Regions from separate parts of the Homo sapiens genome. Here region 2 is linked to region 1. A link is a contact called in ENCODE Hi-C data. All regions are on one chromosome and are shown on one strand. Each heading gives the region's core, a stretch centred on a gene start or an enhancer-like site at or near the end of the contact. The rest is flanking DNA. Distances are from core to core; before and after follow the strand shown.

Region 1 (6,189 bases), core at 1,295-3,794:
CCATGCCCGGCTAGGCACTCATTTCTGTAATTGTTGCAGGAAACAAAGGACCAGAGAGACTGACACGGGAAACAGGAGGATTTATTTAGATGTACACCGGCTCAGTGGATTTGTATCTGAAAAGCTGACCATTGAACAAAGACTGAGTGTGGTTTTTATAGGCAAACTTACAGAAGCAAAACAAAAGCAGTTAATGATACAGTCACAGGTCATGTAATCTATAGCATAACTGCTGACTTAGCATAACTTGTGGCTTTGCACAGCTGTTGGCCTTGCAGCTGTGTCAAAAGAAAAACAGAGTCTACAAATCTTACTAAATACAACCATTGGCAAACAGTCATATTTAATGGTTCAGAAAAGGAGAGACAGTAAAGGAATTTTTCTTTTCAACTTTGCTCCGGAGGAGGCTGTCTGGAGCCCATTCCTTTGGCCTCGACTTTTCAGTGTTATAACTGTCCTTGAAGTAAGCTGGCTAAGCAGAGGAAAACTTGTTCTTGTTTTCTTTTTAACCCTTACCCCCTGCCACATAATCACATCTTTACACTTCTTTTTTTTTTTTTTTTTTTTTTTTAAGATGGGAAGTCGGAGTCTCGCTCTGTCGCCCAGGCTGGAGTGCAGTGGTGCCATCTCGGCTCATTGTAACCTCTGCCTCCCAGGTTCAAGTGATTCAAGCCATTCTTGTGCCTCTGCCTCCTGAGTAGCTGGGATTATAGGCGCACACCACCACACCTGGCGAATTTTTTTTTTTTTTTTTTTTTGAGGCTGAGTCTCACTCTATCGCCCAGGCTGGAGTGCAATGGAGCAATCTCGGCTCACTGCAACCTCCGCCTCCTGGGTTCAAGCGATCCTCCTGTCTCAGCTTCCTGATTAGCTGGGATTACAGGCGCCCTCCACCACACCCAGTTAATTTTTCTATTTTTAGTGGAGACGGTGTTTCACCATGTTGGCCAGGCTGGTCTCAAACTCCTGACCTCAAGTGATCCGCCCACCTCAGCTTCCCAAAGTGCTGGGATTACAAGCGTGAGCCACCACGCCCAGCCAGGAAACCCATTTTCAACACCTCCTTGCTCTTTTTTTTTTCTGAGACAGAGTCTCGCTCTGTCGCCCAGACTGGAGTGCAGTGGCGCAATCTCGGCTCACTGCAACCTCCGCCTGCCAGGTCAAACAATTCTCCTGCCTCAGCCTCCCAAGTAGGTGGGACTACAGGCATGTGCCACCACACCCGGCTAATTTTCTTTTGTATTTTTAGTAGAGACGGGGTTTCACCATGCTGGCCAGGCTGGTCTCGAACTCCTGACCTCGTGATCCGCCCGCCTCGGCCTCCCAAAGTGCTGGGATTACAAACGTGAGCCACCGCGCCTGGCCTTCCTTGCTCTTCTTGCTCCAAATCCTGGGAACGTCTGAATCAACAGGCGGACATCTGTCAAACCTTCCTAGCAACTACGCCTGCGGATGGCCAACCTGACCCTGGAAGACAGTGGGGTTTAGTTAAGCACAGATTGTACATCGGGGGCCTCATAAGGCGCCTGGAAGCATTCAAGAACACCACGCTTGTAAGGACAAAGCACTCGGTCACGGGCGCCTTTACTTCGGAGCTCCGCGCTGCTGCTGGACGAGCGTCCGTTGAGTCCCAGCCCCAATTTTTCCAGGAAATGGCGGTGAGCCCTCTAGTGAGATATTTTTTGGCCTGGGCCTCAGTTTCTCCATCTGTCAATGGGGGAAGGGGAAGGCGGGCTAGAGGACCCCGACCAGGTCGGCTGCAGCCTTCGGAAGCTACGGCCCAGGGACGCCACACCAAGGCAGGTCTGCGGGACGAAAGAACCCAAGAACCCGGGCGCGCATTGGCGCCGGTCCCGGGCTCAAGGGGCAGCAACGAGGAGACGCTGGACCTGGCCGTTCCTCGCACACATCTCTAACCTTCTGTGCCTCTCAAGGGAGATGGGGTGAGCATAGCCACCTCCACTGGAGCCCGAAAATCCCCGGCCGAGATACCGCCACTAAAAAGGTACACATGCGTCAAAGCCTCTCGGAGCCATTTCCGCTAACGTACTCAGGGCGACGGGCGTAAGATGGCGGCCGCGCAGGCGCAAAATGTCGCAGCCGTAGGGAGGCTCCGCCTCTGACGCTTGCCTTGCATCACGTGGTAATGGCCGCTCAAAAAACGCCTTAGCGAAAACCAGAGCGTGCCCTCGTCACGTGATGGAGGACTCCCAGTACGGCAAAGGGAAGGCGCCAAAAGTTGTCAGATGGCGAAGGAAACCGCGAAATTCGCCATTGTCACATGATGGAGCAACCTATCGAAAGCGGAGGGAAAGGTGCCGAAGTCACGTGACTACGCACGCAAACACTCCCGCTTGCACCACGTGCAACTCACGCCCACCCCCTCAGCCCCCCCCTTATCTCTTTTCGCCCCTCCCTCCCATTTGGGTTGGGCCTGCGTCGAGGCGCAACGCGGCGTCAAAGGGGGCGGGGCTTCAGCCGGTCACGTGTTCCCGCACCTCCCCGGCGCGCGCCTGCCCGCCCGCCCGCTCGCCCCCGGTCCGGACTCCTCCTCCTCCTCTTCTCGCCATTGCAGTTGGACCCAGCAGCCCGGCGCGCACCGCGTGGCTTTTGGGGGCAGACCCCGGCGGGCTGTGGCAGGAGGGCGGCGGCGGCGGCTGCGGTCGAAGAAGGGGACGCCGACAAGGTAAGCGTCAATGTGGCGGCGGCCGGGCCCGCTCCCGCCTCTGCCCCTCCCCCCGCCCGCCCTCAGTGAGATCCCCACTGAGGGTTCGCGGTGACAAGGCTGGAGGGATCCCACGCTCGCCGCCTCCGCCCGGTTCCCTCATCCCGGCGCCTGGCCCGTTCCTCCCTTGCCGGCCTCGCTCCCGCGCTCGGCCGTTAACTCTCTTCCATTGTGCGGAGGAAACAAAATGGCGGCTGCGGCGGCGGCGAGGACTCGGTGCGCGCGCAGCCGCTCCCCCCCGCACGCGGCCCCTCGGCCGGCGGCGGCGCCACGCGCGGGGGGGTGCGCGCGCACCGGGCCCCCGGCTGCCGCCTCCCCGCGGCTGGGCTTTTGTCTGTTGCGGGGGTCCTGGGGACGCGCGCACGTGCTTGGAGCACACACCCCCTCGGGTCCCGAGTTCCGCGGCGGGGCGACCCCCCTTCCTCACTCCTTCCCTACCCCCTCCTCCTCTTTGTCCCGGTCCCGCCCCCGATTCCAGGAGAGTCCCAGGTTCCCGAGGCGGGAAAAGTCGCCTCCTTTGTCCTCACAGGTCGCGGAGAGGCGGACCCCCTCCTTGGAAGCCCCTTCCCACGCGGATTGCTGAGGAAGCCTTTGTGGGTTCGTCGGGTTTCCAAATCTCTGGTCAGCCAGGCCTCTCTCAGATCAGGGTCAAAACTTGAGAGGGTTTCAGCTTTTTCTTTAGTTAGTTTGTTTTCATTGTTGAATGTTTTTCCAGATTGTTAGTATTTGCCTTCTCTAGACCGGCAATCTACTTGGGTGCAAGCCTGGGCCCCGAAACGTGGATGCTTAAAACCCATTTCTACCTTTATTTTCTCAAGTAGTTGAACGATTGAGATTCTCGAGGTTACTCATGAGGTTCTGCCCCAGTTAATTCACCGCCTGGATGAATTATTTGGGGTGTACGGCGGTCTGCATGCTCCTCCCCCAGTTCAGTGGCCAAATTTGAGGAGAATGAGGGATCTCTTCTCCACATTTCCAACATTGTTTGCCAGTTGCTGCTTAGGTGACATGGATCAGCAACGAAGCGTCGGTTTCAGTGGTTTCTTTTTCTGGACTCCGGTAATTCACTGCTGCTGAATCTTTTTCAAGATTTTGCTCTCTTTAAAATGAGTGGTGTGATGGCATATTTGTGGTCCACATGGAATCGCGAGGTGCCATCCGAAGTTAGGATTCAAATTTAGGACTTTAAGCTCTCTTTTCCTCAGGTATTTGTGGATGGGAATCTCCATGGATTGCTCAGAGTGCTGCCACTGTCCCTTGTGCGTGATGCTTTGTGTGTGGTCTCGTGGGATGTAGTTACAGTAGCCGCCCAGACTGTGAATGAAGTGTGGGAACCAGGGCCTCATTCACAGCTGGAAAGCAGGAGGAGGCCGCAGGACATTGGCAGGTGCTCCTCTCCCTGTTCCGTGGTGCTGGGGCCCCTTGCTTATGTGGGTGGCTCTTGGTCCCTGGGATTTGTGAATGGAGTCTGCAGGCCCCAGTGTTGTCTGGAATATTCTTTAGTTCAGATTGGAGGCTAGCAATGACTGCCAGGCTTGGCCTTGCCGCCACTGGGCGCTATTTATCACTCTCCCTATCTTCCTGGAGCTTAGCCGAGTCTTCCTGGAGCTGAGAGGTGCCTAATTGTTTGTGGTTTTTCTGATTGAACTTGTTTGGTGCCTCTAGGCAAAAATTCCTTTGGCTCCTTCTAGTATTTTCAGGGTCTTGAAGGCCCATATTCCTGAGCATGAGGAATCTAAGTCTGTTATTTTTTCCTAAATTTTCATGTTAAATACCACGTTGACAAAGGACAGCTGCTAATATTTTGATCACACAGATACAGACGGTGCTCCCTGGTTAAGGCCTCCAGGTAGGGGACAGGTAGAGTCAGTGATGGGGAAGAAGCCTTCTGTAAGTCCCTTTCCTTTGGGTAGACAGTAGATTACCCTTTAGGCTTTAGCAAGATGTGGGGGTTAGAAGTCTTCTATTCTTGGAAAAGCCTTTAGTCGTTTTCTTTGGGCTGGGGCCTCTTCTCTTAGGGACTGCTGTCACCCTTTCTCGGTTTCTTTTGATTACCTTTCATGGCCCCAGAGGAGTGATCCCTTCCCTTATTTATACCTCTTGGACTTGTCATCCTGCTACATTTTGTCAGCAAGTTAATTCACCTTGTGCAGTTTTGAAAGATGTGTAAGTGTTAACATTTAGTATTAGCATTTATGGCCCAGGAAATTGTGACCTTAATATTTGAATCTTGCTTTTATTAAACCTTTACAGGAACTAGGATTTTGTAGGGTTTTTTTTTTTTTTTTTTTTTTGAGTTAGAGTTTAGCTCTTGTTGCCCAGGCTGGAGTGCAATGGCGCGATCTCGGCTCACCGCAACCTCCACCTCCCGAGTTCAAGCGATTCTCCTGCCTCAGCCTCCCGAGTAGCTGGAATTACAGGCATGCTCCACTACACCTAGCTAATTTTGCATTTTTACTAGAGATGGGGCTTCTCCATGTTGGTCAGGCTGGTCTCGAACTCCGAACCTCAGGTGATCCACCGGCCTCGGTCTCCCAGAGTTGTGGGATTACAGGCGTGAGCCACCATGCCCAGCCTTCTAGGTTCTGTTTATTGGATGCTTTTTATCTTAACAAAGTCCTGGCAGAGAAAGATTTGATTTGTTTCCATCAGGAAGTTTGGAATCTGAGGCAGATAGTGGTTTGAGTGTCATCTTCACACAATGAATGAGTAGAGATTTGGGGCCTGGGAGGCACGAGGCAAACTTTAGTTTCCTACTGAAGCATTTGTCCGTTTTATCTGAAACAAGTAGATTGCCGATCTGTATTATTATACATAGTAAGCTGCTGTTGAAATGGTTGTGAAAGTAGAGTAGGCAGGTAGGTGGTGGTTAGGGGGCCTCATCGGTGCTGATTTTTAAGAAATTTTTATGATATTTATGATCTGTTATAAATCCTTGTGAAACTTTTCCATGAGAACACTTCACGGGTGATTCCATTATGAATAGCAATTGGTGGCCGGGTGCGGTGGCTCACGCCTGTAATCCCAGCACTTTGGGAGGCTGAGGTGGGCGGATCACGACGTCAGGAGTTCGAGACCAGCCTGACCAGCATGGTGAAACCCCGTATCTACTAAAAAAAAAAAGTACAAAATTAGCCAGGTACGGTGGCACACACCTGCAGTCCCAGCTATTCGGGAGGCTGAGGCAGCGAATCGCTTGTACGTAGGAGGCGGAGGTTGCAGTGAGCTGAGGTCGTGCCGCTGCACTCCAGCCTGTGTGATGGAGCAAGACTTCGTATGAAAAAAAAATAATAACAATTGGAAATTCAGATACATTTAGCATCAGCTGTATTTAGGCATCGTGTAAAAGTGATGTCCAGTTAAAATTTAATTTAATTTTTTTTTTTGAGACAGGGTCTCACTCTGTCACCCAGGCTGGAGTGCAGTCGCGTGATCTCCGCTCACTGCAGCCTCTGTCTCTGAGG
Region 2 (6,766 bases), core at 3,526-6,025, 690 kb after region 1:
CACTGCACTCCAGTCTGGGTGACAGAGTGAGACTCCAACTCAAAAAAATAAAATAAACCTGGGAAGCGGAGCTTGCAGTGAGCCGAGATCGCGCCACTGCACTTCAGCCTGGGCGACAGAGCGAGACTCCGTCTCAAAAAAATAAAAAATAAAAAAATAAAGAACATCCCCATCCTTTTCCATGGCTGCATAGTATTCCACCATGTGAATATACTTTATGTCCACTTGGTTCTCCAACTGTGAGACACCTGGGGGGGATCTGTAGGTTTCACTCCTACTAATACTACTACTACACTCCACACACCATATCCCACATGGGTGAGGATATCTCTAGGATCAATTTCCAGAAATGGTTTTGCTGGGTTCCCAGGGGATAGGCAGTGGGGCAGTGGGAGTTCCTGCGCGTGGATCCCCTGCAATTAGACGGGACATGTGGCATACACATGGGTATCTTCCTGGGCAGATCCTCAAAGGATCAGTGACTGGGTTGGACCCTGAATCAGAGGATGGGGATGAGGGTTTGGTTCTGGGAGACCAGGGCCTGTGGCCCAGGCTGGGCACTAACCAAGGTCGTCGGCGAGCCTCCGGCCATCCTCAGCAGGCACAACACGTTCGTCCTCCAGGTCACACTTGTTCCCCACCAGGATGACCTGGGCGTTGTCCCAGGAGTAGGTCTTGATTTGCGTGGCCCTGCAGAGTTACCAGTGGTGAGCCATGAGCCGGGGGGGTTAGGGGTCAGAGGAGAGGGCAAAGATCAGGGGTCCATGATCAGCAAGCACTCACCAGTCCTGCACAGCGGCAAAGGATTCCTGATTGGCGATGTCATACATGAGCAGGAAGCCCATGGCTCCCCGGTAGTAGGCCGTGGTGATGGTGCGGTAGCGCTCCTGGCCCGCTGTGTCCTGGACAAATGGCAGTGGCAGTTGGCTGGGAACTACCTGTTTCCCAGTCCACCCCTGTCTTAGAGGGGCACTGCCCTGTACTCATAGCCCCAGCCTTACGGGGGAGACACAGACTTGCTTGTACAACCTCTGGTCTGATGGAGAATACACAGATCCTGCCCTCACAACCCCAGTCTGATGGGGGAGGCATGGATTCATTACCAAGGGATCTCCCCAGTCTGATGAGGGAGAGACTTGGGCTTGCCCTTGAGGGGTTCCAAGTCTCAGGGGTCAGTGGCCTCTCACAGACTTATGAGCCCCTTTGACCTTGTCTCTAAGAACCAACTGGGCCAGATGGTACCATCCTGACAGGACACCTTGGTACTCTTGCTACCACGATGATTGTTACCAGCGGCTAAGTTGGGAGAGGGAGCTAGGTGTGACTCTGCAGACCAGGTCGGTCCAATGGGGGTCCCAGGGTCCCCTCTAAGATGGTACCCAAAACTCTTCCCTGTTGGTCACCAGCACCTGGGACCTTTCTTTTTTCTTTCTTTCTTTTTTTAATAGATGGGGTCTTGCCCTGTCACCCATGATGGAATGCAGCGGTGCAATCATAGCTCACTGCAGCCTCGAACTCCTGGGCTCAAGCAATCCTCTTGCCTCAGCCTCCTGAATAGCTGAGACTACAGGCGGGAGCTACCATGCTGGGCTAATGTTTAAAGTTTTTTTTAGAGATGAGATCTCGCTATGTTGTCCAGGCTGGTCTGGAACCGCTGGGCTCAAGTGATGCTCCACCTCAGCCTCCCAAAGTGTTGGGATTACAGGCATAAGCCACCACGCTAGTGTCACAAGTACTTCAAACATGTCTTAGGTTAGTATCATCTCCGCAATCAGACCCCCAGGAATAATACTGTTTCCCGCCAGGCACAGTATTACAGTGGCTCATGCCTGTAATCCCAGCGCTTTGGGAGGCCGAGGTGGGCGGATCACGAGGTCAGGAGTTCGAGACCAGCCTGGCCAACATGGTGAAACCCCATCTCTATTAAAAGTATAAAAAATTAGCCGGGTGTGGTGGCGTGCACCTGTAATCCCAGCTACTCGGGAGACTGAGGCAGAAGAATTGCTTGAACCCAGGAGACGGAGGTTGCAGTGAGCCAACATTGTGCCATTGTGCTCCAGCCTGGGCGACAGAGCAAGACTCTGTCTCGAGAGAAAAAAAAAAAAAAAAGGTCGAGGCAGGAGAATCGCTTGAACCCAGGAGATGGAGGTTGCAGTGAGCCGAGATCCCGCCACTGCCCTCCAGCCTGGGCAACAGAGTGAGACTCCGTCTCAAAAAAAAAAAAAGAACCCTCCAATGAACTTTCCTGGAGGGACCCCACCCCCAACCCACAGCCAGCCTCCCAGCCTACCCAGATCTGCAGCTTGATCCTCTTGTCATGGCGGTAGACGGTCTTGACCTTGAAATCGATGCCCACAGTACTGACGAAGGCGGGAGTGAAGGAGTCGTCCGCGTATCGGAACAGGAAGGAAGTCTTGCCCACACTGCTGTTGCCTATCAGTAGCAGTTTGAACATATAGTCGAAGTTCTGATCTGCTGCATCCCGTGGGCCTGCCTGGGTGTCTCCAGCTGATGCCATCTTGGCACAAGCCTCCTGGGACAGGGAGACCTGAAATCCTCAGGGAGAGGAGACGGGCGTCCTGCAGGGGAATCAAACATCAAGAACAGCTCCTGTGAATGCACCAGGCCTGGATTCAAATCTCAGCTCGGTCACTCGGAGACCAAGTGATGCTGGATGCATCGCTTGCCCCCTCTAGACCTCAGTGTCCTCTTCTAAAAAATGGGATGTTTGTCACAGTCCCTTCCTGAAAGAGTAGTTGGTTGTGAGCCTAAAATGAGTTTCTTTCTTTCTTTTTTTTTTTTTTTAGAGACAAGATCTCGCTCTGTTGCCTGAGGCTGGAGCGCAGTGGCGTGATCATAGCTCACTGCAGTCTTGACCTCCTGGGCTCGAGTGATCCTCCTGCCTCAGCCTCCCAAGTAGCTGGGACTACAGACATGCCACCACATCAGGCTAATTTAAAAAAAATTTTTTTGTAGAGATGGGGTCTCATTATGTTGCCCATGCTGGTTTCAAACTCCTCTGCTCAAGCAATCCTCCTGCCTCAGCCTTCCAATGTGCTAGGATTACAGGCATGAGCCACCACGCCCGACCTAAAATGTGTTTCTTTATTCATTCAACAAATGCTTACTCTCTGCCGGGCCCTGTTCTCTGTGGAAATGCAGCTGTGAATAGGACAAGAAAAAGTCCATCCTCGGGTGGTCACGTTCCTTCCAGTGGGAAGGTATTAACACACGTAACGGTCATTAGACAGTGCCTGGTATAGAGCTGGGGCACAAAAAATGTGACTGCTGTTTAATCTTCACACCCTGTGGCGTAACTGAGTCTGTATTGGGGTGGAGGGTGGGGAGACCTTTCCTATCTGGAAACCCAGAGGCCTAGCAAAGGGTTCAAGTGCAAGGCCGAGGGTAAGGGGCTCTGGCCCCTGCAGAACTAGATTCTGGAGAAGGCACAGGTGTGGACTTCGCCCCAGCGTGTGCAGCCGGTGTGGCCCAGGTGTAAGCTGGGGTGGGGTGGGGGGAGGACCTGCCAGCTGGATAAGCTGGATAGAGCCCCTGATTAAGGCTTGGGTGTTGACTTTGGCAGGTGTCAGCCACTGGGGCGCCTGCCGCCCACCAACTCATGCCAAATACAACCCCTTCTCTGAGTTCCAAGGGGAAGGGGTTTTCTATGTACAGGGCCCAGGTTTAGAGTCCAGTTCTACCCCCTAAATGGGTACTGCTATTTTCTATTTGTCAAAGGGGCCAGGCCTGTCTCCTTCTGCCCAAGGCTGACTCACTCCAGCCCCAGTCCACGGAGGCAGGAGTGAGAGTCCTTATACCCAAGGAAACGATCCCAGCCACTTAATTAACACAACCCCACCACCACGACCACTGCCGCCCACCCTTGGTCTTTCCAGGCAATCTGTCCCACGGCTAGGCTCCTTGAATCTGCCCACACTCCAACATGCTGCTTCATCCGAGTCCAAGGTGCTCCCTCAACCCTCATAACCTCTCCCAGGCCTCAGTTTCCCCAGCTGTCTATGGCCGCTGCGGGAACCGCACGGAGAGGCTGCAGAAGGCCTGGATGCAGGCGGGGCAGAGGCAGAGACAGCCCTGGCACAGCTATTTCTCAACTGCCTTTGGGGCTTTTTTCCATTTTAAACCAGGACCCAACCGGCCCCACCCCGTGTTCCAGGAGAACGAGTTTAAGGAGGGGAAGAGAAGAGGCAGGAAACCTTTCCCCACGCAGGGCAGGGCCGCAAGGCTGGGGCCCCCACCTCCCCCAGCCTTAGCTCACCTGTGTCAGTCGGTCCCGCCTCTTTCTAACCATCTGCCGACCCTCCCTCAAGCCTGGCCCCGGAGGGCTCGCCTCTGTTCCCCTTCACTAGATTTGGGGCGCCCCAGCCAATGCAGGTGGACTCAGGAGTTTCCCCCATCACCATATGGTCCCAACGCCTGTCCCCAGCTGGGCTCTCTGCCCCGCCCGCGCCCCATCAGCGCTTCCCAAGTGCCCAGCTGGGTGGGGGCGAGGGCAGAGGCGTTCCCCGCAGCCCCGCCTTTGTTCCCCAGACCCCCTACCTTCCTCCCAAACCCCCGTACCCCACAGACCTGCTCGGATGCGGAGGGGCCGGGTGGGCTGCGCTCCTTCCCAGGGGTGACCTCGCGTAGGGGGCGCCGCCTGCAGGGGTTCCGCCTGTGAACTCGCTGCGGCTTGGCCCTGGCCGCGACCCCGACCCCGCAGCCGCAGAAGCCAGCAGCCTGCAGCCACCCGGATCCCGCGCGGGCTCCGCCCAGAAGGCGGAGGAAGGGCCGTTCCCGGAGCGGGGGATGGGGGAGGACGAAGAGGGGCCGAGTCTTGGGCGGGGCTTTCAGAGAGCGGGTGGGAGGGGCTGGAAGCTGCACCAAGCGTCTAGAGCCCGTCCTAGCCAAGCAACATCTCATTTTCCCAGCTGCTTGTAAAGAGCTTCTACTATACGCACGGCTGTTAAAAGCATAGAGTCTTGGGCCTGGTTCGAGTCCCAGCTCCACCACTTTCTAGTCTTGTGGCTTTGGACGCGTTACTTAACCTCTTTGAGCCTCAGTTTCCCCATCCGTCAAGTAGCTCATAGCGAGAGTACCCAACCTCACAGAGTTGTGGGAGGATTCTGATCTGAGTTAGTGTTTGTCAAGTGCAGTGCCGGCCTTAAAGTAGGCTAGGCCAGGCGCGGTGGCCTGTAATTACAGCAGTTTGGGAGGCCGAGGCAGGAGAATCACTTGAGGCCAGGAGTTTGAGACCAGCTTGGGCATCGTAAGGAGACCTCATCTCTACTAAAAATAACAAAAATTAGCCAGGTGTGGTGGCGTGCGTCTGTAACCCCAGCTACTTGGGAGGCTGAGGCAGGAGGATTGCTGGAGACATCGAGGCTGCAGTGAGCCTTGATTGCACCACAGCACTCCAGCCTGGGCAACAGAGCAAGACCCTGTTTCAAATAAATAAAAATAAACGAGAGCTGGGCGCGGTGGCTTATGCCTGTAATCCCAGTACTTTGGGAGGCCAAGGCAGGCGGATCACTTGAGGTCAGGAATTTAAGACCAGCCTGGCCAACATGGTGAAACCTCATCTCTACTAAAAAAAAAAAAAAAAAAATACAAATATTAGGGGCTGGGCACGGTGGCTCACACCTGTAATCTCAGCACTTTGGGAGGCCGAGGTGGGCAGATCACCTGAGGTCGGGAGTTCGAGACTAGCCTGGCCAACGTGAAGAAACCCTGTCTCTACTAAAAAATACAAAATTAGCCAGGCGTGGTGACGCATGCCTGTAATCCCAGTTACTCTGGAAGCTGAGGCAGGAGAATTGCTTGAACCCGGAAGGCGGAGGTTGCAGTGAGCCGAGATCACGCCACTGCACTCCAGCCTGGGCAAAAAGAGCGAAACTCTGTCTCAAATAAATAAATAAATATACAAAAATTAGCCGAGCATGGTGGTGCACACCTGTAATCCCAACTACTTGGGAGGCTGAGGCAGGAGAATCGCTTGAACCCAGGAGGTGGAGGTTGCAGTGAGCCGAGATCGCGCCACTGCACTCCAGCCTAGACGATGGAGTGAGACTCTGTCTCAAAAAAAAAAAAAAAAAAATTAAAAAATAAATGAGGCTGGGCACAGTGTCTGATGCCTGTAATCCCAGCCCTTTGGGAGGCTGAGGCAGGAGGATTCCTTGAGCTCAGGAGTTCAAGGCCAGCCTAGGCAACATAGAGATCCCAACTCTACAAAAAATTTTTTTGAAAATTAGCTGGCCACAAAAAAAAAAAAAAAAAAAAAAAGAAAAAGAAAAAAAGAAAAAAGAAAAAAAAATTAGCTGACCATGGGGGCACATACATGTAGTCTTAGCTACTCCGGAGGCTGAGGCAGGGGGATTGCTTGAGCCTGGGAGAGAGAGAGGCTTCAGTAGGTTATGACTGTGCCACTGCACTCCAGCCTAGGTGACAGGGCAAGACTTTATCTCTAAATAAAGAAAGTTAAAGTGGGTTGGATCCCTTTGTGAAATACCCAGGTTTTGCTGGTGTTGGAATCCCAGCAATTCCACCTTACTCAATTTGCTGAACTTCTCTGAGCCCCCACTGCCTCGTGGGAACAAAAGTAGCTGCCTCAAGAGCTGCCACGTGGATGAATGAGGATGAAGTGCATTAGTTAGGAAGGGCTGGGTTATGCTTAGTAACAAGCACTCCCAAAGACTTCACGGCCCCAACAGCTAAGGTTTGGTTCCCATGATGGTTGTTTTGTGAAGTGAAAATGCAGCAAATTATGTAC

Evidence for each region. Hi-C counts contacts between places; a loop is a spot of excess contacts on that map. Pooled maps may share reads with other maps.
Region 2: a pooled map shows a loop between it and region 1 (5-fold over the local background). The contact joins the promoter of RAB3D here to the promoter of ILF3 in region 1. A Hi-C loop is called at or near these places in 5 of 50 pooled maps.

Annotation. Positions count from the first base shown.
Region 1 is chr19:10,651,802-10,657,990 of GRCh38, forward strand. ILF3 (interleukin enhancer binding factor 3) reads left to right here and starts at 2,545. Exons shown (of 20, transcript NM_017620.3): 1 at 2,545-2,686. It overlaps ILF3-DT (ILF3 divergent transcript), which reads right to left and starts at 2,071. Exons shown (of 1, transcript NR_024333.1): 1 at 61-2,071. RefSeq lists enhancers at 553-1,055, 1,056-1,557, 1,423-1,592, 1,833-2,302 and silencers at 2,393-2,632, 2,713-2,872.
Region 2 is chr19:11,334,882-11,341,647 of GRCh38, forward strand. It overlaps RAB3D (RAB3D, member RAS oncogene family), which reads right to left and starts at 4,776. Exons shown (of 5, transcript NM_004283.4): 1 at 4,588-4,776; 2 at 2,291-2,579; 3 at 784-902; 4 at 566-690. The coding sequence starts at 2,518. RefSeq lists a silencer at 4,559-4,818.